Regions from separate parts of the Mus musculus genome. Here region 1 is linked to region 2. Evidence: chromatin loops called from intact Hi-C (ENCODE). Cell type or tissue: gastrocnemius. All regions are shown on one strand. Each heading gives the region's core, and the rest is flanking DNA. Links, peaks and the distances in the headings are about the cores only. Region 1 overlaps Gm40287 (a long non-coding RNA gene). Region 2 overlaps Trib2 (tribbles pseudokinase 2).

The links. Hi-C counts contacts between places; a loop is a spot of excess contacts. Peaks named below come from ENCODE experiments on the same cell type or tissue, not always from the same donor. Only the 100,000 strongest peaks of a DNase experiment are listed, where the experiment ranks them.
Region 1: a loop joins it to region 2, with 2.8 times the contacts of the local background. A loop is called at or near these places in 1 of 42 quality-filtered maps.

Annotation. Positions count from the first base shown.
Region 1 is chr12:15,646,226-15,656,900 of GRCm38, forward strand. All of the region lies in intron 1 of Gm40287 (a long non-coding RNA gene), which reads left to right. Among named protein-coding and RNA genes, the nearest start is that of Gm40287, 45 kb to the left of the region's middle. In gastrocnemius, for the core only: no CTCF peak of the experiment used is centred there; no DNase peak of the experiment used is centred there; H3K4me3 peaks cover 169 bases; H3K27ac peaks cover 568 bases.
Region 2 is chr12:15,802,701-15,813,375 of GRCm38, forward strand. Trib2 (tribbles pseudokinase 2) reads right to left here. Exons shown (of 3, transcript NM_144551.5): 2 at 6,996-7,288. Among named protein-coding and RNA genes, the nearest start is that of Mir6387, 6.9 kb to the left of the region's middle. In gastrocnemius, for the core only: no CTCF peak of the experiment used is centred there; a DNase peak (open chromatin) is centred at 7,079; H3K4me3 peaks cover 785 bases; H3K27ac peaks cover 1,925 bases.

The sequences.
Region 1 (10,675 bases), core at 4,900-7,399, 160 kb before region 2:
CTCAAAGTTTCTGCCTCTACCTATCTTTATCTTTGGGCACAGGGCCTTCTAGCATGTGAAGTTGCACAGTGTCCTACCATGTACTGTGTGTCTGAGTCAGAGTTCTGCATCCATAACATGGAGACGTTCTCCCAAATATACAATGATAGTGAAAAGCATGCTGATGGTGGAGAATGTGTAACAGTGTTTAAACAACAAGCCATCATTACTGACAAGCCAATTATCAATATCAGTGACAATGGCAATGAAGTCGGTGAGTTCCTTTTCGGCAGTTTGTTTGGCTTTGTGTTTACAAAGATTGGGGGCTCTTGGATGGTACAAAGGACCAACACGTCATGCATCTCCAAGCCTGCTGTTTATTTTTCCTGAAACAGGCAAATACAGTAACTAATGCCTTTATGAGTAACTTAGATCAATGTTTATTTTCTTTACAATTAATTCCTTCTCTTGGTCTCCTTGAATACCAAGGGTGTGCATTTCTACAAATGGCTGCCATATGTTCTAAAAGACTCAAATTGTTTCTCTGCTGTAAATATGTTTCCAATAAGTCTAGGCCATCCTATTCACATTTCTGCTCCATTCCTGAGGAGGAGCAGGTGTCCAACCCCACCCCCCAAAACCAACAGAAGGAAGCCACCTTTGCTTATGCAAAGAAAGAAGAGGCAAGTGTACCATCCAGACATATTCACACCAAAGATTTGGCTGGATGACAAATACTCATTTCTATCAAACATATTTTGAATTGCTAGTCTAAGAAAAAGTAAGTAGATATAGATAGAGGGATGATACATAGATAGATAGATAGATAGATAGATAGATAGGTAGATAGATAGATAGATAGATAGATAGATAGATAGATAGATAATAGATAATAGATAGATATATACATAATATATAAGTAGAAGTACACATACAGATAATAGCTAGCTTGTTAACACATGCATACATAGGTTATAAGATTGGCACATGCATATATATTTACATACATGCAATTATAAATACATACTGTCATTACGTCTATATAGAGGACCAAAAGATAGATAGACAGACAGACAGGTGACAGATATAATGAAGATGAGGGGCTGTAATTGACAAGATACAGAAATGGGAACGGGGTGAGGGCACCATCAGTGCTTGCTATTAATCTGGTCCCTTCTTTCTTTACATTCTCTAAAAGGATTTCCTCCTTGAAGAGATATATTTTTAAATGTTTTTATGGTGATTGGAAATCATTTTATACTTCAAGAAAACAAATCATAAAATGGTTGGGAAAGTGCAGGTTTTAGTTTGGGGAAAAGGCAGTTATAGAAGGCTGGTGGCAGAGAGAACACAGCATCCCACATTGACCTAGGAAAAAGAGATCTGTATATGATAAATCGATGTAGTGACCATGCCCTCTCCTTACTTTGGAAGGTGATAGAATACCAGGGTGCACATTACCTCTGTTTGAGTACCATCCCTTAAGTGATGATATAGTTCATTTTTAAGTACCGTTTGGATATTGTAACAGTAATGCATTGTGGTTATCAGAGAATTTTAACTTCTGAGAACTCATGCCACTGCCTAGTTACACTCTATGAGGTTTCCTCTACAGGGCTCTCTGTCTTCCTCATGGCGTGGGTCAGTCTTCTGCATCTTTCTAATTCTTGAGTTTAATCCAGTGTGATCAGTGCAAACCAAGCATGGAAACTACTTGAGTCTCAGGCACTATTTCCCTATCTTTCCACCCATCCATGTCCACTTCATCACTGAATGATGAGGACAACTTTTTCAACTGAGCTGACATGTGGTTTCAGACACAAACCAAAGCCGCAGGTGGCCCAAACAAACTACCAAGCTTAAAACAAATCCTTTTTTTTCCTTTCATCTAGACAACTCACTGACCCATAAATATGGTGAAAATAAACACCATTACATTCCTGCAACTGTCTCCAACTTCAGAGAACTAAAACAGACTTGTATGAGTGCCAGTCATGTTCAGCTACATTCTATGCACCAAAAATAAAATCCTCAATGGAGGGCTGAAAGGCTAGAAACTGTGACACACTTCTGAGAAAGCTACTAGAAACTCAGCCCTGCAAAAAAATTCATTCACATGGAGAGGGAGACGGGGCAATCTGGATAATCCAGCTTGTCAGCACTTGCTCACATCAATATCTTGCTCTGTGATCTCCCTGCTACACTGGACAGTGCTGCTGCCATTGCTTGAGGCTGCATCGCAAGCCATGGTTTAAAAATGCCTAAACCTCTCCTTTAGGAGCTCACAGTCAAATGAACAATGTTACTGCTCTGTTCAGAATGGCATAAAGAGCAGCTTAAACCCCCATTCTCTCTGGCAGTGGAGAGGCAAAGGTGATGGGGACTCGCTCTGGTTTCTCACCTGGAAAAGCTCAGGGAAGAAGGGAAAGGTGAGAGAAAGCTCTTTGTTCTTCTGTAACAGTCTGTAGCAAGAGCCTCTGCTACTTCCTATCGGTCTTCTTGTTTCTCACTCATCCAACGTTCTTAAGAACAGAAACAAAAGTACAGAGTGAAGGAAAGAGAGGGAAGCTAGGGCATGCATGTACACTGAAGGCTATTTCCTCTAGCAGCTAATCTATTAGCTGGCGAGACTATCCTGTCGCTGCTGTGGAAGAACATGTGAAGAAGCCTGGATCTTCCAAGACCAGGGATCTGAGATAAACAACAGAATAACGACCACTCCCCATGCAGACCGGCTCATTGAAAGGGTGTGTATATTAGTTACTGTGCTGTTGCTGGGCTAAAACATCATGGCCAAAAGCATGCTATAAATGAGACTTTGTTTTGCCGTATGGTTTTGGAAGAATAAGAATCTATCATGGTAGAGAAACAGGGCAGACACTGCAGACATAGCAGCAGAGGCAAGAATCTGGAAGATTACTCCCTCAATGACACACATGACCCAGAGAAAACAAGTTAGAAGTGAAGTGAAGCTAGGACCTCTCAGAGCCTTCTTCCTGTGGTGCATTTCCTTCAGCAAGGCTGCACTATCTCTCCAAAGAGCAACACCAAGTGGGAACCAAGTGTTCCTTGTACATTTAGACTAGGAATTATCATCCACTTTGGGACCTGCAGACAATGGTATTTCTTGAATCTACTTGGACTCAGGACACATGTCCTCTTGTAGGAGGCACAGCAGCAATGTGGTTGGATTATCAACCGACACTTCTGAACCACTAATCAGGATAATCCTGAAGCTTAATTGCCAGGAGGGAGAGAGGGAGGGAGAGGAATAGAGGGGGGAGGAGGAGGAGGAAAGGGGGAGGAAGAGGAGGAGGAGAGGAGGAGAAGAGGAGGAGGAGGAAGAGATTAGGACCTAATAACCTCTGGAACCTGATGTGCTGCTTTCAAATCTTCAAATCTGCCTTCTGATATCTATCTATCTATGATATCTATAGATAGATAGATAGCTATCTCATTCTACATCACAGTGCACATCCATGTGTCATTTTTTAGTCACTGTTTTTGTGTTAAGCTGTTGGAGATAGGCATGGAGTCACCATTGCTCATAAATAAAGGCACCAGGATACTTTTCTAATAGGGAGCTAAGTGGATATGGGATGTGAAATTGCCATTTTGTCAGTGAATCCATGTATTAAAGAGACCAGAGCAGTGCTAGAACATGGAATGGACTCTAGCAGAAAACCACTATACACTGACAGTGAGTGCTGTCCAAAGTGCTTCTCACCACAGTGTCTTAGCCGCCTGCAGCAGACAGAATCAGCCCATGACACAACTCCCATGACCCATCCTTCTTGAAATATCACTAGGCAGACACTTCCTCTGGTGAGAACAGACAGACCCTGGGACTCGGCTCCTCACATGATCTTAGGAAGCTGAGCTCTTGTCTTCCCAGGGACCCTCAGATACACGGCACATCCCCCTGGGAATGGCTATGGGAACAACCTCAGGCCTTACAGGAAGGAAGAAGGTTCAGGGAAGGCTGTGACCCTAGTTATTTTAAACACAAGTTTTCTCCATTCAAGCAGAGGTCACACTTCTCTCTTAGGCAGTGGAGACTCGACCTGGTATGTGCTTAGTACAAAGAATGATGGCCTGGGACTTAAGGGACTTGGGAGGTGGGACTTGAGGAACATAGACTGATACCTCCAACACCACTGATATTCTCCAGTTGATGACACCTCTCCAAGACTTGATACCAAATTCGTTATTTTAATGAGAGGTGTATCAAATAGTTTCTCAACAGTTAATTGAGAAACTACTATATCAGGAGAGTTCTGGGTGTTAAAGATAAGGCTAGAGAGAGAAAATAGCCCTGCCCCCAAGATAATTTTATTCTAGCAACAGGGGACAAAGAATAAGTAAATATAAATACCTGATGATATGTAAGAGAAATAATGCAGAGTTAATGAGAAAGCAGTGCCATTAGGTATGAGACAAAGAGACAAGAATAGTTACTAGAGTGTCAGTGTTGAGGTAAGAGCTGCAATGTATGGAGCTAACACGAGATCAGAGAATGTACACTGTAGAGAGCATTAAGACTCCCAGACAGGAGTAGTGCTGTGAGTTCAAGACATAGAAAGAAAGACAGCAGGCTGGAGATGAAGAACATAGGAACAGAGGTGGGTGATAGTCGGGATATGGCACTTGGTTTAAAGTAGGATGCATAGAAAACGAGAGAAGGCTATAGGCAGTAGGAAAAGATGCTTCCAAGTACTAAATGAATACGCTCACCACTGGACCTTATCCTTGCAAAAGGGTGGGAAGATTATGAGTTAGCAAGCCATAAGACTACAGAGGAAAGGACTGGGCTGCAATACTCTGTGACAATGAAGTCGGCTCTTCTGAACTTTACCACAGCATGAGATGCCCTATTCCATGTATGTTTCTTTTTTTAAAATTTTTTTAAATTAGGTATTTTCTTCATTTACATTTCAAATGCTATCCCCAAAGTCCCCCATACCCCCCCCACTCCCCTACCTACCCACTCCCACTTCTTGACCCTGGCATTCCCCTGTACTGGGGCATATAAAGTTTGCAAGACCAAGGGGCCTCTCTTCCCAATGATGGCCAACTAGGCCATCTTCTGCTACATATGCAGCTGGAGACATGTTTCTAATCACACTTGCTTTCCAAAGGCATTTCATTTCCTCACTGTAGACAAGATCAATCACACAGATCTGAAGATTACAACAGAACTGTGACTTCACATCTAGGCAGGAGTGTGGCAGTGGAGAGAGTTTATGAACCTAGTGTTCTTTGTAGAACCACCGTTGCTCATGATGAATTCATCCTCTGGACTGTGCATCCTCTAGGAAACCCAAAGTTTATCTGCGAATCAGTTATATTTTAACTGACTCTGCAAATCATTGCTAGTCCTAAGGGAGATCTATGAACTAAAATATTGCAGCATTCAGCCATCCAACATGTGTGTGTCTGTGTGTGTGTGTGTGTGTGTGTGTACACAATATATAATACAAATGAGAAAGGAAGGAAGGTAGGAGGAAAAGAGAAGAGAGGGAAAGGAGAGAAGGGGAGAGAGGTGGAAGGAAGGCAAGGAAAAGGAAGGGGAGGGGAAGGGAGGAGGGAAGGGAAGGAAACTCTTTAGGTTGAGATTGCTTTGGTATGATTGGATCCAGCTGCCAGTCATTCACAAAGTGAGCAGCTGCTGGTAATGTTGATATCTTTGTCTATTGTCTATTGATTGGCTCTGCCGTTTCAAATCTGGGGCAAAGTATCACAACAAGGCAGGATTCAACAGCACACCAATTTTCTTTCCTCAGGTCAGCTTGAAGTAAGCTGTAAGCAAAGTAAGAAAGGAATGAGTAGGTACCTATATCCCTTCAAAGATGAATTCCCCACTGAGCTAATTTCCACTAATCTTCTTAAGGTCCCACCTTCCAGTGGCTTCATAGGCCAGGACCAAGACATTGATACATGGCCTTGGGAGAACATTCGAGAGGCAAACTACAACAATTTACTATTCCTAAGCTAATGCTATCATCCCCAAGGGAGTACTAGGAAAAGGTGGACTCTAAAATTATGAGTCACTGAAACAAGAATGGGGAGATTGGATGAGAAGGATGGATTGCAGAATTTAGTGGGTTGCTTGTTTAGGAAATTCCTTAATTGTTTCTAAGGAAAATGCCACCCTGTTCACCTCTGGCTCACATGGCAAGCCCCAGCAGGTCTCCTGTCCCCTCACACACTTTTATTGGCACTCAAAGAAAGCTTTGACAGGAAGGGACATTAAGGGTGCACACGTTTAGCCATTGTGCTGCCTGCTCCCTTCTCAGGTTCACACTTCAAAAAGGACCAACAGAGCTCTGACCCTTTCAGCTTACTTCATATTAGAGTTTTACAAATGTGCAGTTATAGAATTCTCAAGACAAAACAAAATACAATTCTTTCTGCTGAGTTGAATGAGAAGACGATGGGACATTTCTTTTCTTGCTTAGGGTCATAGATGTGTAGGACTACACTCAGACTATCCTGTGTTCATTTTGTTTTGCTTAGACATGTGTTTCTTTGTAGGAATGCATATATTTTTTTTAGTGAAAAAGGAAAGAAAGTCCTGCTTGTATAGAATTGAATCTTTCAGAAGTTAGAGCCATGTTTGTTTGGCAGATCAAGTGCAGGAAGTAAGGGAAATGTCTCACTTAGGACAAGGTAATAACCTAGTATTTGTGCAGAAGTTTCACACTTAAAACTAAAAATCAAGATACTTTTTATCCTCTTACCTTTTCTTCCACTAAATGTTTATGAAACTCTGACTTCTGATTCCTTCCTTATAGAATAGATACTATACAAAGGATTTATTTCCATGATGCCTTATTCTCTATGATTGCATGAGCTCAGATTAATTCCAACTAGTATACCGTGGCTGCATTTTGAACCTGTGTTCATGATCCGTGCAAGGAATGCAGAAAATAATTGCATTCCTTTGCCATTTTTTGAGGAACTTAAACTCAAGAGCAAAAAGGTCTACAAATGTAGTTTTTAGGTAGTAAATGCAATGTCCTTAGGTCATATAAACAGATAAAGAGTTGTCTGTATTTGCCCCTTTAAATATCTTCATGTGTGATTAAAATTTCAGACTGTGCCTTTAGGCTTCATGGAAAGCCAGGGAGTCCTGTTTCAACATACACCCATCATAAAATGAGCAGTCTATCTTTAAACACATTTGTTTGCATGGGCTAGAGCTTGCCAGCTGGACGAAGGGCATGGGTTTCGTACTGCAACAGGATGGTGCAAGCACTTTCGTACACGGTGGAGTGACGGCTCCCATTGGGAAACATCCGTCAACTCTGCAGCTGCTCCTCGGCCAGCCTCTTCTCTAACACCTCACTGTCAAGGCAGACTAAATGGTTTCAGAAGCTTCTTGTCTGGAAATGGTGAGCTCATGTCCCAGTGACTGAAATGGCTTGCAGGCAGTTCCCAACCACCTCCTGCCCCCTCAAACAAGAACATTGCATCAAAGAGTGTTGTGCAATGTCTGTTGTCACACCTTGGCTGGCTGTAGGAGCAAGATCCACATCCGTTGTGTGTGTTTGCTACTCAGTTCCAAGTGGAATTCTGTCTACAAAGTTTTGTATACAAAGCATTCACGTATCAAGGATAAGTCTGCAATAGCATTTGATCTGCCTTATTTCATTTCCATAGAGGAAACTGAAACCCTGGGGAAAGTGGTGGTTTTTAAAAACACACAAGGTAAGGCAGCTCAGACAAGAATCCTTTATCTTTCAAACAGCACACTTGCTGTTTCTAAAACTCCACAGGGATCCAGCTTCAAAAATGCTGGCCAGTGGCACATGCCTTTAATCCTGGCACTTGGGAAGCAGAAGCAGGCAGATGTCTGTGAGTTCCAGATCAGCTTGTCTACAGAGTGAGTTCCAGGACAACCAGGACTATACAGAGAAACCCTGTATCCAAAACCCAAGAAAAAAATAAAAAGAAAGAATGTTCTCCCTATTCTGTGTTTTTTTCTGGAATTAGCTATTAAGAAAATAAAATGGCTTTTCCGCACTTCTTAACTTGGTTCTCACACATAATGTTCCTCCTGGAAGGTTTTCCTTTTAGTTTAAATTTTGTCCTGGTTTTGATTGCCTAAGTATTGCAGTAAAATGTCACTCATCTAGCTTGTCGTGTTATGGGTCTCCCCTTTAAGAATAATATCTGTGATGGCTACCGAATTAACCTCTTCTTAGTTGTTTCCTATTTCAGATGTTCAGAACAGCTTAGAGAATGACAGGCATGGAGATATCAGTGCATCTGCTCCTCTGGCATGTGTCATCTGAAGATGACTGCCTTGGTGGCAACGCTTGTAGAGAAGCACTGAAGGAGAGGCAGGAGATTCTCATGGGACCAATATTCTAGGGGCCACAAATACAAAGGATGAGTCCTGGAAAATGAGCAGTTGTAACTGTAGAAATAAGTATTGGGACATCTCTAACAGCTGCTTCCAGCCAGCTTCCAAAGAGCCTCACACATGGTAATAGCCAGTCTCAGGGAAACACAGCCAAGCTTAGAAATTAGGCGTCATGACTATAAGAAGGTCGGCTGTCCTCCAGGAACTGTGCCTTGCACCTGTTGTCCCTGATGCATAGAATTGTCAAGAGCCTGGAACAGGTGTACCAGGGGACAGATGGTAGAGGAAGGGGCAACGGTTGGGGCGGACAGAAGAGTGGCAGTAGAACCACTGGGGTGGTGAATCTTCCTGTTAACTTGAATTATTTGGAGTCACTTAGGACACACACCTATGGCTCCATCAGTGTGGACATTTCCAGAGAGGTTTAGCTGAAGAAGGAAGCCTTATTATGAATGGGGGTTACACTGTCCCTGTAGAATCCTGGACTGAATATAAAAGACAAAGTGAGCTGAACATCAACATTGATGTCATTCTGTTTCCTGGCTGTAGATACAATGTGACTCGCCCCTAGTACATCTACCACTTGAGTCAAAGGCTGTCTTGTTGACAGCCTTTCCCCACTGTAATGGGCTGACTATACCTTCAACCAAAGAGACAAAATAAGCTTTCTCCTTTAAGTGATTTCATTGGGTATTTTATCACACCAATGATAGAATTTAACTCGTACAACCACCAGCCACCAGGTTGACCTCAGCTTGCCAGAGAAATCCCTCCCCTTCTACCTCTTCTGGGGCTGAATGCGATCTTATAAAAACATGGTTACTTATCTTTCTCTATAATGGATCCTCTTTTCTTAGTGTCAAGGACCAGGTTTACTCAACTCACTATTGCCAGCCTAGAATTGATCACATGTCCAACGTGTAGGCTGAATACAGGAATGGAATGTGCTTGACTAAGGTCTTTCTGTGAGGGACCAGAAAGCTAGTACTTTAGGATTCTAGGCTGTGAAGGTTATAGCTACCTCTCCAAACCACCCAACTTCCTGTGTCCTAAAAGCCTCCCCAGACAGTAGAAAGAGAAAGAGAAGAGAAAGTGTGGGAATCTAGGTTACAATACAGCTTTACTTTTGGCACCTGAAACTTGAACTTTTTGTAATGTACATCTGTCTCAGAATACTATTGCTCCATAGACTTTTTCAACCATAAAAAATATTTTAAAAAATAAATTCTTAGCTCTTAGTAGTAATGTAGTAACACTTGAATTAAGTCAGCAAACTTTGGACATAACTTAAACTTTTCATATATTTTTTTTCATACCTTGACAATCAGAATTTGAGACAACAAGCCACCTTCCAGAGAGAAATTGTGACTATAACAAATCAAGAATCATTAGAAAAGATAGAAAGTAGTGAAATTCTAGACTCCATTGATGCAGGGCTTCTTGGACAACTGTTATGGTAGAATTTCTTTGGTTGGGGAGTAGATAAAATTTGTGCTCCTCTTTCAGTTTTCATCACTGCTGAATTTGTGTGTGGTTAAGGTTTTGTTTTGCTTTGCAAGAAAAACTTGCCAGAACTAAGGAATTTAATTAATTCAATATGTTTCTCAAACATATTCATTTTTTACAGTCATGTATTTGATGACTTATTTTTGCATATAATCTACCCATCACTTCTGTGGAGCAGTTAGGGCAGGGAGGGGGGAGCAGGAGGGGAAAGAGGGGGAGGAGGAGGAGGAGGAAGAGCATAAACAAACCCATGCAGACTCAGTCAGCAAATAGATGTGACGACTTTAGGTCAGATTTTCAGCAATCACATAAAAAGCCAGGCATGGTGACAGGTGTCTGTGATCTCAGCACTGGGGAGGCATAGATAGGAGGATTCATAAAACTCAAAGGCCTAGAAGTCTTGCTAAATCTGAAGTGCTAGGTTCCGTGAGCCACCCTGCCTTTAACCAAAGCATAAGAGGAACAGTGATGAAGGAAGCACTGACCTCTGGCCTAGATTTCTACACACACACACACACACACACACACACACACACACTCATACACACAATGACTCACATAGACACATACACAACACATCCTTGCATCTATACCAACATAGCATACATGCCGATTAGAAATACATGAGTATGCCATACAAACTTACACAGCTGAAAAGTAGTTAATCAGGAAGACACAGACCATCTGTGGCTTGTGGTCAGGCAGAGACTTCCCTTCTTTTCTTCTGCTACCTGCAAGAATTCCAACATATCCTCTTTCCATGTTGCCTCTTCATATGAAATTCTCTCACAAGTCAACAAGGCTCCTTCCTTCTTCTGCTTG
Region 2 (10,675 bases), core at 5,532-8,031:
AATGAATTGAGTTCAATCCCAAGAATCTGCATGGTATTAGGAGAGCACCGACTCCTACAAACTGTCCTCTGACTTCCATGCATGTGCCTCAGTATCCATGTGCCTGAATGCATACATGTGCACACTTGCATGCATGCACACACACACTCAGTAAACAAACAAACAAACAAACAAATAAAAGAGTAACTAAATTGAAATGAGTTGATTTAAGCACGGTAGTTAGGATAGAGTCATTCTGATCCATGTGGATCCTATAAAAACAAGACACTGGCTTCATTGGCATAATAGCCTCTAGAAGTGCCTAGCACATAACTGGTGCTTAACAAGTGTTCCTTGAATGAACAGGTGAGTCTCCAAGTTTCAGATTTATAAAGTGCAATCCCATAGACAGTGGCTGGAAGCAGGGATGGCATTGGCATCTTTCAGATCAGCCAGTGCAATAGGCTCAGTCCTGGGGGCTTTCCATACACCATCCCTAATTAATTACAGAGAAGACTAAGGAGGCAGAGGCATAAAGATCATTGCAGATTGGAGGCAAGCCAAGGTTACATAGCAAAACCCTTTTGGGGATGGGGGATGTTCAAAGTGCAGGAAAGATGGTTCAAAACTTAAGAGCACTTACTATTTTTGCAGAGGACCCATTTCGGTTTCTAGAACTCACTTGGGTTGCTCACAACCACCTGTAACTCTAGTTCCACTGGATCCAGTGTCCTCTCCTGGTCTCAGGGGATACACAAACACGTGTGGCAAAAACACATACACACACACACATACACACAGAGACAGACACTGGCACAGACATAGGCACACACACACACACACACACACACACACACAGGCACAGACAGGCACACACACACACACACACAAATAAAAATAAAAATAAGACTTATGAAAAATGAGAGAGGAAGCTGAGATCATAGGACAAAGTGGAAGAATTTAGTTTCTCACCACTGTGCCAACTTCCTACTTTCCTAGGTCCTCAGACACTCCCATCAGTTGAAGGACTAAGTCTAGCACAGCAATACATTCTACCAAGCATAGCTAGGAGCCAGGCTGCTTCTAGGGCAAGAGCCCTGGGAAGACGGGCCAATTCTCACTGGGATGAACAAAGCCCTTCCTAAATGAAATTACAGTCTGCTGAAAACAAGGACTTAAATAAGCCTTCCTTAGGCATAAATCAATAAACCAAGACAGCAGCAATGGGTTAATTTCTCACTCAATGTGCAACTTTGAAAATAGCTCTCTTTGAAAGGTGTCTCCATGGGGATCCATAAGTTTTCTAGGCTCCCATTCTAGGCAACGACCTACATTTCAATGATTTCTATTTATCCCTGTCTCTCTCATCCTGCCATTAGAATTCAATCTGAGCTGTTCCTACCCAAAAAAGGAGATTCTCACTTATTCAACAAATAGCAATGCCTACCATGTTCTGGAAGCCATGAATGAGATCCCACTTCTGTCTCCAGGAAACTCAGCCGTCCAGCAGGAGCAATGGCAAAGCAACAAGAGGAGAGCTTGGTAAGGGGTATTGAGGTCGGACCATGAAAATAGAGTAGGGAGGGCCGGGGGATAGGTCAGTCCTTAAAGTGTTTGCTGAACAAGCCTGAGAATCTGAGTTCTAAAAACCTCAGTGTGGGGTGTACTTCTAATTCCGATTCTGGGCAGGTAGAGGCAGTCAGGGATCCCTGGGATAACTGCCAAGTCAACCTAGCCTACTTAACAAGCCTGAGGTCCCAGTGAGAGACCCTCTCTCAGAAAACAAGGTGGACAGCTCCTGGCTTCTGGCTCCCAAAAAGCAGCAGCCAAAGTCCCTTTGTCCTTCACAGGCATCCTGGAGAGCTTGTTAAGACTATAATGGAAAGACAACTTTGCCCAAGAGTTGCCATAGGCACAAGGACATATAATTGGTCTACCAAAATATGAACATTTCCTGAAAGCTTTGTCTCATCAAAGCTGAAAGAGAGGGGGAGAGAGAGACAGACAGACAGAGACAGAGAGACTGAGAGACAGAGAGGGAAAACATCCCTAAACTAGAGTACCTACAAGTTGCAAAACTATATATATAGATATTAGTGAGCGAAAAGCTGTGCCTGTCCTCTGGGGCTCTGATGCCTGCCCTGAATCCTTTATTAGATATAGCAACCTCAGTGAAGGAGGGAGCAACTTGAAGATCTAAAGAGCCAACAGACAGCAGCACCCCAGAGAGATGGCCTTGACTTCTGCTGTTGGGGGAGGCAGGAAGGCTTTCCCCAACAAAGGGGTACAAGCTGCACTTCTTATACCAAACCCACCCACACCCCCTCCCCTAGCCACAGAGTGCCTACAGGAGGTCTCAGAGCCCAGAAAGAAGATCTGCTTCCTCACAGCAGCTAAAAAGCAACCACCTTAAGAGATAAAGATCTCTGGAGCAGAGCAGCAGCATGTAAAAAGGCAAGTTTCTGAGTTCACATGGGACATTTCAGTGCTGAGAGATGTAAACACTGATCTGAGGCTAGGGGGTGGAGCCTGGAGATGGCAAGAAGATGTGTCCCAGAAGAAGCATCCAGCAGGACAAAACGGAGCAAAGGTCACTGACAGAGCAATGTTGCACCACTTTCCTTAGCAGCCTGTGGGTGCAAAGAAACAAAAGGGCAGAGGAAAGCAGCTGTGGAAGAAGCCAAGGTCAACATTAATCACCTTCCTTCTGTAAGGAGAGTATTCCCAGTCCATTTTATAGTGGAGGCTTTCGGAGTGTACAGGTTAGGTGTTCTGTCAAAGTGAAATTTCTTAATAAGTGCAACAGCAGGGGCTGGAATCTAGACAGCCACTCTGGCTCACTTCTGAGCTCAGGCCTTTCTTTAAGGCCCAGTAGAAATATACAGGGTCTCTAGCAATATGGTCCTGTGATCAAGCAGGTCCCATGGGGAAAAATAGGCCAGGAGGTATGGGAGAGACCCTGTGTCATTATGGGTAAATGTTCTGCCTTCTTTCAGATCTGGAGGAAGTCACACAGGCTTCTGCAGGACTGAGGGTGCAAAAGGTTCCTTGAAATTTGCCCCAGGCAAGTTCAATGAAGGCTTAGGATTCATTTCTTCAAAATAAGGTTCAGTGATGGTGGGTCGTCACAGTGAACACAGAAGAGGGGGTCTACTCTGAAAAACACCGCCCCCTCCCCAGTCTGGGTGGAATCAACTTTGCACTAGAAGGAACTACTGTGACTGCTAGAGAGAGTGACTTCATCACTCACGAACCCACTAAGGCTTCTGGACTGTTCATGCATAAAGACACTGTTTTGTTTTGTTTTCTCACAATGATTTCAAGTACAGCTCTGCATGCAGATCACACCATCACCTTGCTGAATGCTAATCACCTTCCAGGGAAGCAACCATTCTGTCAGTCTTGAGGAAGCTACAGCTTATAAACCTTTAGAGAAATTCGAGACCAGGACCTGAATCTAGAACCTAAATCAAAGCCAAAGGGAATCAGATGAAGCCAAGCTATTGATGATCCCAATGCAACCGTCGTAGGTATCCTGGCCTTGAGTTTGCACATGACCTTGGGTGACATCTAAATGACATAGTATGTGTAGAGCATGGACAGCTCCACTAAGAATCTTCATAGACAGCTCTGGATTCAGTCAACAGAACACAGGTAGGGCTCAGCCAATTCTGCCACAGGACAGCTTTACCTTCTACTACTCGGTAGATCAGGAAACAGAAGGTTGAGTCAGGGGTGGAGCCTATGCTTGCATACTTAGGTGGTTGAAGCAGAAGGATCCTAAATTGCAAAGTAACACATCTATATTGAAAAACTGTCTCAAAGGAAGAATGGGCTGGGGGGGGGGGGAGAGAGAGAGAGAGAGAGAGAGAGAGAAACTGGTGGTTGAATAAGTAAACGAGGACTCCACCAAAGTAGTCTTTTGCAGTTAGTTGTTTCAGAGTTTTGTCCATCAGACCAAGGAAGAAAGTGTTAGAAATCAGACAAAGACTGCCTTCGGGTCATGCTCTAATGTTCTGTCACATGACGATATCTACATTCCTTTGGCTCACTTCAGAAATGTCTATTTGCCATGGGTCTGACCTTGGGATGTGCCACCCTGATACTCACTGATGCCTGACTAGGTCTCTAAAGTAACCTTTAATCCCACAGAGCCCGTGAGATACGGCTACAGCATTCGAGGGGCCATGTGCTCTGGCAGAAGAAAGGAGTCCTTGACAGTTGGGTTGACTTCCTAGAGAAGCTCATCCACCTACTGCATGTTCTTGGTGTTGATTCTGAGACCTTCACATTCCTGCGTTCAGAGGCACTGGCTACAAAATGTTCATGGGCTGGGAGGTAGCTCAGTGGTGGAGTGCCAGCCACAAATGCACAAAGAGAGTTTGCTCTGCTGCAACACACACACACACACACACACACACACACACACACACATAATTAGGCAGGCTGACCTACAACTGTATTGCAGGAGGTCAGTAAACACTGCCTCTTACTTTTGTAGCTAAAGATGGTAAAGGAAATATCTTTGACCAATCCATATTCATCTTCCAAATGAGAACATTCAAAGAGGAGATATATATGTGAAAACTAAAAACGAGTGAAGAGTGTTTATGGTAAAGCCATAAGGTTGAGAGATGGCGGCAGCCCAAGGTCATAACAATTATTAAGGACAAAAGTATAAGGACCATATCCCTGGGTCTAAGTTCGAAGGCTGGAGTATCTGAGCTGGAGAAGGAAAAGATACAAATTGCCCACATTCTTATCTTCGAAGAGCCTGCTTCTTCACTTTGTTTTTAAAAATGAAGTCATCTAATCAAAGACCAGCATATGAGCTGCCAGAGTAGCTAGTGTCCACCGACCCCACCCCCATGGGTATAATATACAAAAGAAGCAACCTTTATAGGCACAGGAAGTCCAGAAGCTTTCTGCATGCTGTATACATAGCAGGATTATAAACACCCATGAAATTATTCCATTTGACTTAAGTAACAACAGGCCCTTTTCCTTTGCTAAGCCCCAAGTACTTGCCAGACATTAAGTCTCCAATTAGTTCAAACCATGAAGGAAAAAAAAAAAAGGAATACAGATAGATGGAAAGAAAGAGAGGTAGGAGGAGAAAGAGGAGAGTGAGAGAGAGATGAGAGAGAGAGAGAGAGAGAGAGAGAGAGAGAGAGAGAGAGAGAAGACAAAAGCGTACAATTCACTAGCGCCAGTTCATGGGGGGAGGGGACAATGGGTTTCTGTAAACAATAGTGTGAAAATATCACAGCCCACTGAGCTGGATGTCAAAGGCAATAGAAAGCAGAAAGGTTTGCTCCCCAAGGTCTGTGTGATTTGCAGAAAGTACCAAAGATATGTCAGCAGGGTGAGGGATTGAAGGAAGTGGAGCAGACTGACATCAGATGGTCCTAGATGACAGCCTTGAGGCTTTCCTGCCCTCTTTTCCAGTCCAGAATGACCAAGGACTCCATGGACTTGGGTGTGTGGAGTCTCTTAACCAATCCCTGGAGCACTAGTCTGGGGCTTTTGATTTGTGGGTCATTCCAATAGGGCACAAGGAACACGTAGGTGACACTGACTGAAGACATTGCCTGTGTCCCTCTAAAAAACTACATTCTTAAAAAGAAGCTTTACAAGTGAAGAGAAAGCTGGACTCTGGCCAGGTTGGCTAAATGGAACCTGATGAGTTAATGGTGTATCCATGAATGAAGTCCAGATGCCTGTGTCTTCAACAGATGTTTCTTGAGATAACCAGGCATCCTTGGTGGCTGGTCTCACACCATCAACTCCTCACCTGACAAGCCAGCCCTTCCCAGGCTACCATGTTTCTCTCTCCTTGAAACCTTTCTTGGTTACTCAAGATCTAGTGAGAACCGGCAAGCCCCATCCCCCTCCACATCACATGGGACCCAGGACTCACCTCTAGCTTTTGACAGGTCTGCGGTCTATCTATTTCTGAGGCTTACTTGCAAGCCTGTGGTTCATACCTACTACGTGCATAGGAAAGAGCTATTGAGGGCGTGAAAGGACTATAAACAAAGTCCTCCATTGGGGGCCCTGTGTTCCTTCCTATAGATGACTGTGAGCATCCACTTCTGAATTTGCCAGGCACTGGCATAGCCTTGCAGGAGACAGTTATATCAGGGTCCTTTCAGAAAAAAACTTCCTGATATATGCAATAGTGTCTGTGTTTGGTGGCTGATTATGGGATGGACCCCCGGGTGGGGCAGTCTCTGGATGGTCTATACTTTCGTCTTAGCTCCAAACTTTGTCTCTGCAACTTCTTCCATGGGTATTTTATTCCTTACTCTAGGGAGCTAGAAAAAGTACCCAAGAAGCTGAAGGGGTCTGCAACCCTATAGGTGGAACAACAATATGAACTAACCAGTACCTCCAGAGCTCATGTCTCTAGCTGCATATGTAGCAGAAGATGGCCTAGTTGGCCATCATTGGGAAGAGAGGCCCATTGGACTTGCAAACGTTATATGCCCCAGTACAGGGGAACACCAGGGCCAAGAAGTGAAAGTGGGTAGGTAGGGGAGCAGGGTGGGGGAGGATATAGGGGACTTTTGGGATAGCATTTGAAATGTAAATGAATAAAATATCTAATAAAAAATAAACAAAGTCCTCTAGGTTCTCAGTGTTCTGACAACATGAAGCCTTTATAAACCTGTCTTTGTTGACTTTGAAACTGCCACACTAGTTTGCAGCCTTCTTCAGAATTCTTCATAAAAACCACAGGCATTCAGCAGGTCACAGACTACTCTCTCTGCCTCCTGGCCTTTGAATGTTTCATGATCGGGAGTAATGGCTCCTTGTTTGCCAAGGGCATTGGGACACCACAATGCTCTCTCTTTGTTCTGCTTGCCTTAACCCTCACCTGGGTAACAGGCATCACCACAAGTTCCCTGCAGATACCCTATCGCGCGAGCACACACACACACACACACACACACACACACACACACACACACACACACACAAACACACACCTGCATGGGCTGAGCCCCACTTACCTCTCTTCATCCTTGAAGATAAATTTCCGCAGCTTGAGGTCACGCAGCACCAGGCCTCCATCGTGGCAATGGGCCACAGCTGAGGCAATCTGGTAGAACAGTCGGGCTGCCTCCTCCTCCCTCAGCTTCTTACAAGTGCGGACAAAGGAATGCATGTCTCCATAGCTTCGCTCAAAGAACACATAGGCTTTGGTCTCTCCCAGGAGGATTTCCGTGATTTGGTTGATGTTGCTATGGGCAGACAGGCAGAAGCAGGGGGCCAGGGACTCCTGGTAGCAGCTGATCTCAAACACCTAGGACAGAATTGACAAGACCCCAGTCAGAGGTACCTCCTATGACCCAAACTGCAGAATGCTGAATCCTCCCACAGGCTCGTGCTTTGACATGGCATAAAGAGTATGAAACTTACACCCCACACACCAGTTCTGTCTGCTACCAGCTGTGTAATGTAGTTCAGGGGAAAAACAAACAAACAAACAAACAAACCATGTCTTGCCTCCTCTGAACCTCCAAATCTTAAATGGCATAACATGGATAAATGAAACGATTCCATGTTGGGAGAAGTCTAGGAAAAATAGTAAAATGCTAAGTTTTACTAGTGTGTGTGTGTGTGTGTGTGTGTGTCTGTCTGTCTGTCTGTCTGTCTGTATCCATGTGTGTATCCCTGTGTCTATGTAGAGGTCAGAGGTCAATCTCAGGTACAGCTCTTGAGGAAACTATCCACTTGTTTTTTGAGACAAGGTCTCTCATTGCCCTTGAACCTACCAACGTGGTGAGCCTAGCTGACCAGGGAGCCCTGGAATCCTCCTGTCCTTGTCTTTCCAGAGCTGATATCACATGCATCACACACAGCTTTTTAAATGTGGGTGTTAGGTATCCAACTCAGATCTTTACAGTTGTATGGCAAGCATTTTACTGTCTGGGCTATCATCTAAGCCCAAATACTATTATTCTTCCCTATAGTTTCTATAGTTACATATTTATAGAAGAAATGGATGCAGAAAAATACTAATAGAAGGAAAAAACTAAGTGAGCCCAGGAAAAACACAAACAACTCTTTACTTTTTAAAAATGCATGGAAGACATACATGAATGAACAATTAATTCATTTACTATCAAGGCTTTCTTCCATGGTTTCCTATGTGTGATAAATTAGTTTTACAGCTGTGCAAACTGAGGCACAGAAAACAAGCCTAAACTCTCATCGCTGTTGTCCTCACTCCCACCCCCCAGGGTGGCTCTAGGATTAGCACAGGGGCCTTCTCTGTAGAGAGCCAGGCTGGCTTCCCTCTTCCCTCCACAGATATCTAACTCAATGAATCAATTATGCAACGATTTTCTATGAATCAGAGTTAGCCTGCGAAATGCCACCTCACTGTTGCTTAAGAAAAAAATGCACCATCAATACCTTCTGAACAGACCTAAGAAACGAACGAACGCACAACAAAGATTTGAAGGGTGGAAAGGGAGCTTTTCATTCACGTCACAGCCTGTAGTTACTCAGCTAGGGCAGCACCTAGGGCTGGAACGGGTTTCCCTTGCTCAGGGGGAGAATGTGCAGGGAGGGGAGGGGCTGTTTGAAAATGGTATGGGGTGAATAAGGGGGTGGGGGAGGTTCATTTAAAAGAAGGTCTAGCCATCCTCTGTGGCAGTGAGCTCTTCTTCCTCATCAGTATTTGGAGTGCAGTAGGAGAGAAGCAGGAAAAAAAACCCTACCTGGGGGTGCTTACCGCTCTCACTAGGCCACCATTCACCCGAATAGGATAGATAAAGTGCACAAAGAACCTCCCTTTTGTATCATAAGTACCCTGACTTAGGCATCACAACCTTTTGTGGGTCCCGATCCCACCCAGGAACCTCTGTCGCCCTTCGCTTTGTTAACAAGGCCCAGTCCGGAATGCACGTGTTACCCTAAAATCCTTCTGAGGGAATTCCTGGGCCTTCTGTAGCCCATTCAAGGAACACAGGCTGCAATATAAAATTCCAAGAGTTAAGTAACTGAGCATTTAAAAAAAAAAAAAAACCTGTGAGTCAAACAGGGACAATAAGCACCTCACTGAGGCTGGTGCTAACTGGGGCTGAGGAAGCAAAGTCAACAATCAGCTGTGAATGAGGCATAATGAGGTACCTCAGGAAAGTGGCGCAGCTGTTGCCACTACACCCTTGAATTTAAGAATGAATGCTTCAGCCTCCCCGGAGACCACAAATCACACCCTGATACTGTCAAATGATGACCTCAGAGCAGTGACCTCAGTGGCCCACTCAATTAGGAATCTGAAATGCTCGAGTCAACCTTAGCTTACAGGCTGCAGGCCACAGAATCGGGGAAGCCTCAGCAATTTCATCAAGGAACACACACACACACACTCTCTCTCTCTCTCTCACACACTCACACACACACACTCACACACACACTCTCACACACACACTCACACACATTCACACACACTCACACACTCACACACACACTCACACACACACTCACACACACACTCACACACACAAACATACACACACACACACACACACATACACACACACACACACTCACACACCGTAGTGGCTAATGTCAACAAGCTGCATTATATAAGTGGCATGATTTGTTCTGAAGCACCAGGCTGTGGCTTCTGTCACCAGGGCCTACCGGTCTGATTATTTATAATACATTTCCTGTTTCCAGTTGCCTTTCAAAAAATAAAATAAAGTAACCTTTTGCTCGGCATGGTTAGCCTGTTCTCTTCCCCATCGCACAGCTGAAAAACTGAATGAACAGAGAACTAAATGAAAGTAGCAGATTCGTGGCAGCCTCCCAATGTGGCCGTGCCCTTTGTAGGAGAATGCAAAATGGTGGACAGAAAATGAAAAGCTAAAAGAATTGCTTACATTTTCCTAAACAGGAAGGAGTCAAAGTTTTATTAGTGGCTATAACAGGCATTTATAGGCTTGGGCTGGTATTTAAACCATCACCCTCAAGTGCAAAAATCAAGCCCTGAGCCTGGGTGCCAGCTCCTTTTAAATGTTTAATTGGGAGTCTTGGTTATATAATGTGACAGTTCAGATAAGGCCCTAAGATCAGGCCACATTCATCATGTCTGAAAAGAAAAAAAAGAAAGAGGGCCCATTCTGCCAAGATAGTAATTATGTTATTCTGCACAGTAGCTACAAGAATTTTTGTAAAAACAGCTAAAGGCCCCCTAAAGATCCTTTCCTACTTTGGCTAACTAAAGTAGGCTTGTGGAGGTGATAATCAGGCTAGGGAATTTTGCTTATGCCCCTGGAAGCCCCTCCCCCCTCCCCGCCTCCTCCCCACCACAGAGTGTCCTACAGAATACTCTAATGAACCCCCACAATAAATACAACCTTTCTGGTTTTGTACATTTTTTTTGCATAAACATGAAGTTAGGAAACAGGAACCCCATGTTAAGACACCAAAAGGAGGTGGGTTCAAATGTGGAGGTTTTCGAATCCTGTAGCGAGCTAAAGAGCCCACAGTGTGTATATTGGGGCAGTCATAGCATCACCGTAATAAAACTCTCCTAGAGAGGGTGGCACACAGCTGTGCTCAGAAGTCACCCACATCACCTCAGGGGAAAAAGACAGGAGAACAGAAGCTGTGGAGTCGTAAAGGGATGACCTCTGTCAAACAAAACAATGATACCACACTTAAATCCGCTTGCAGC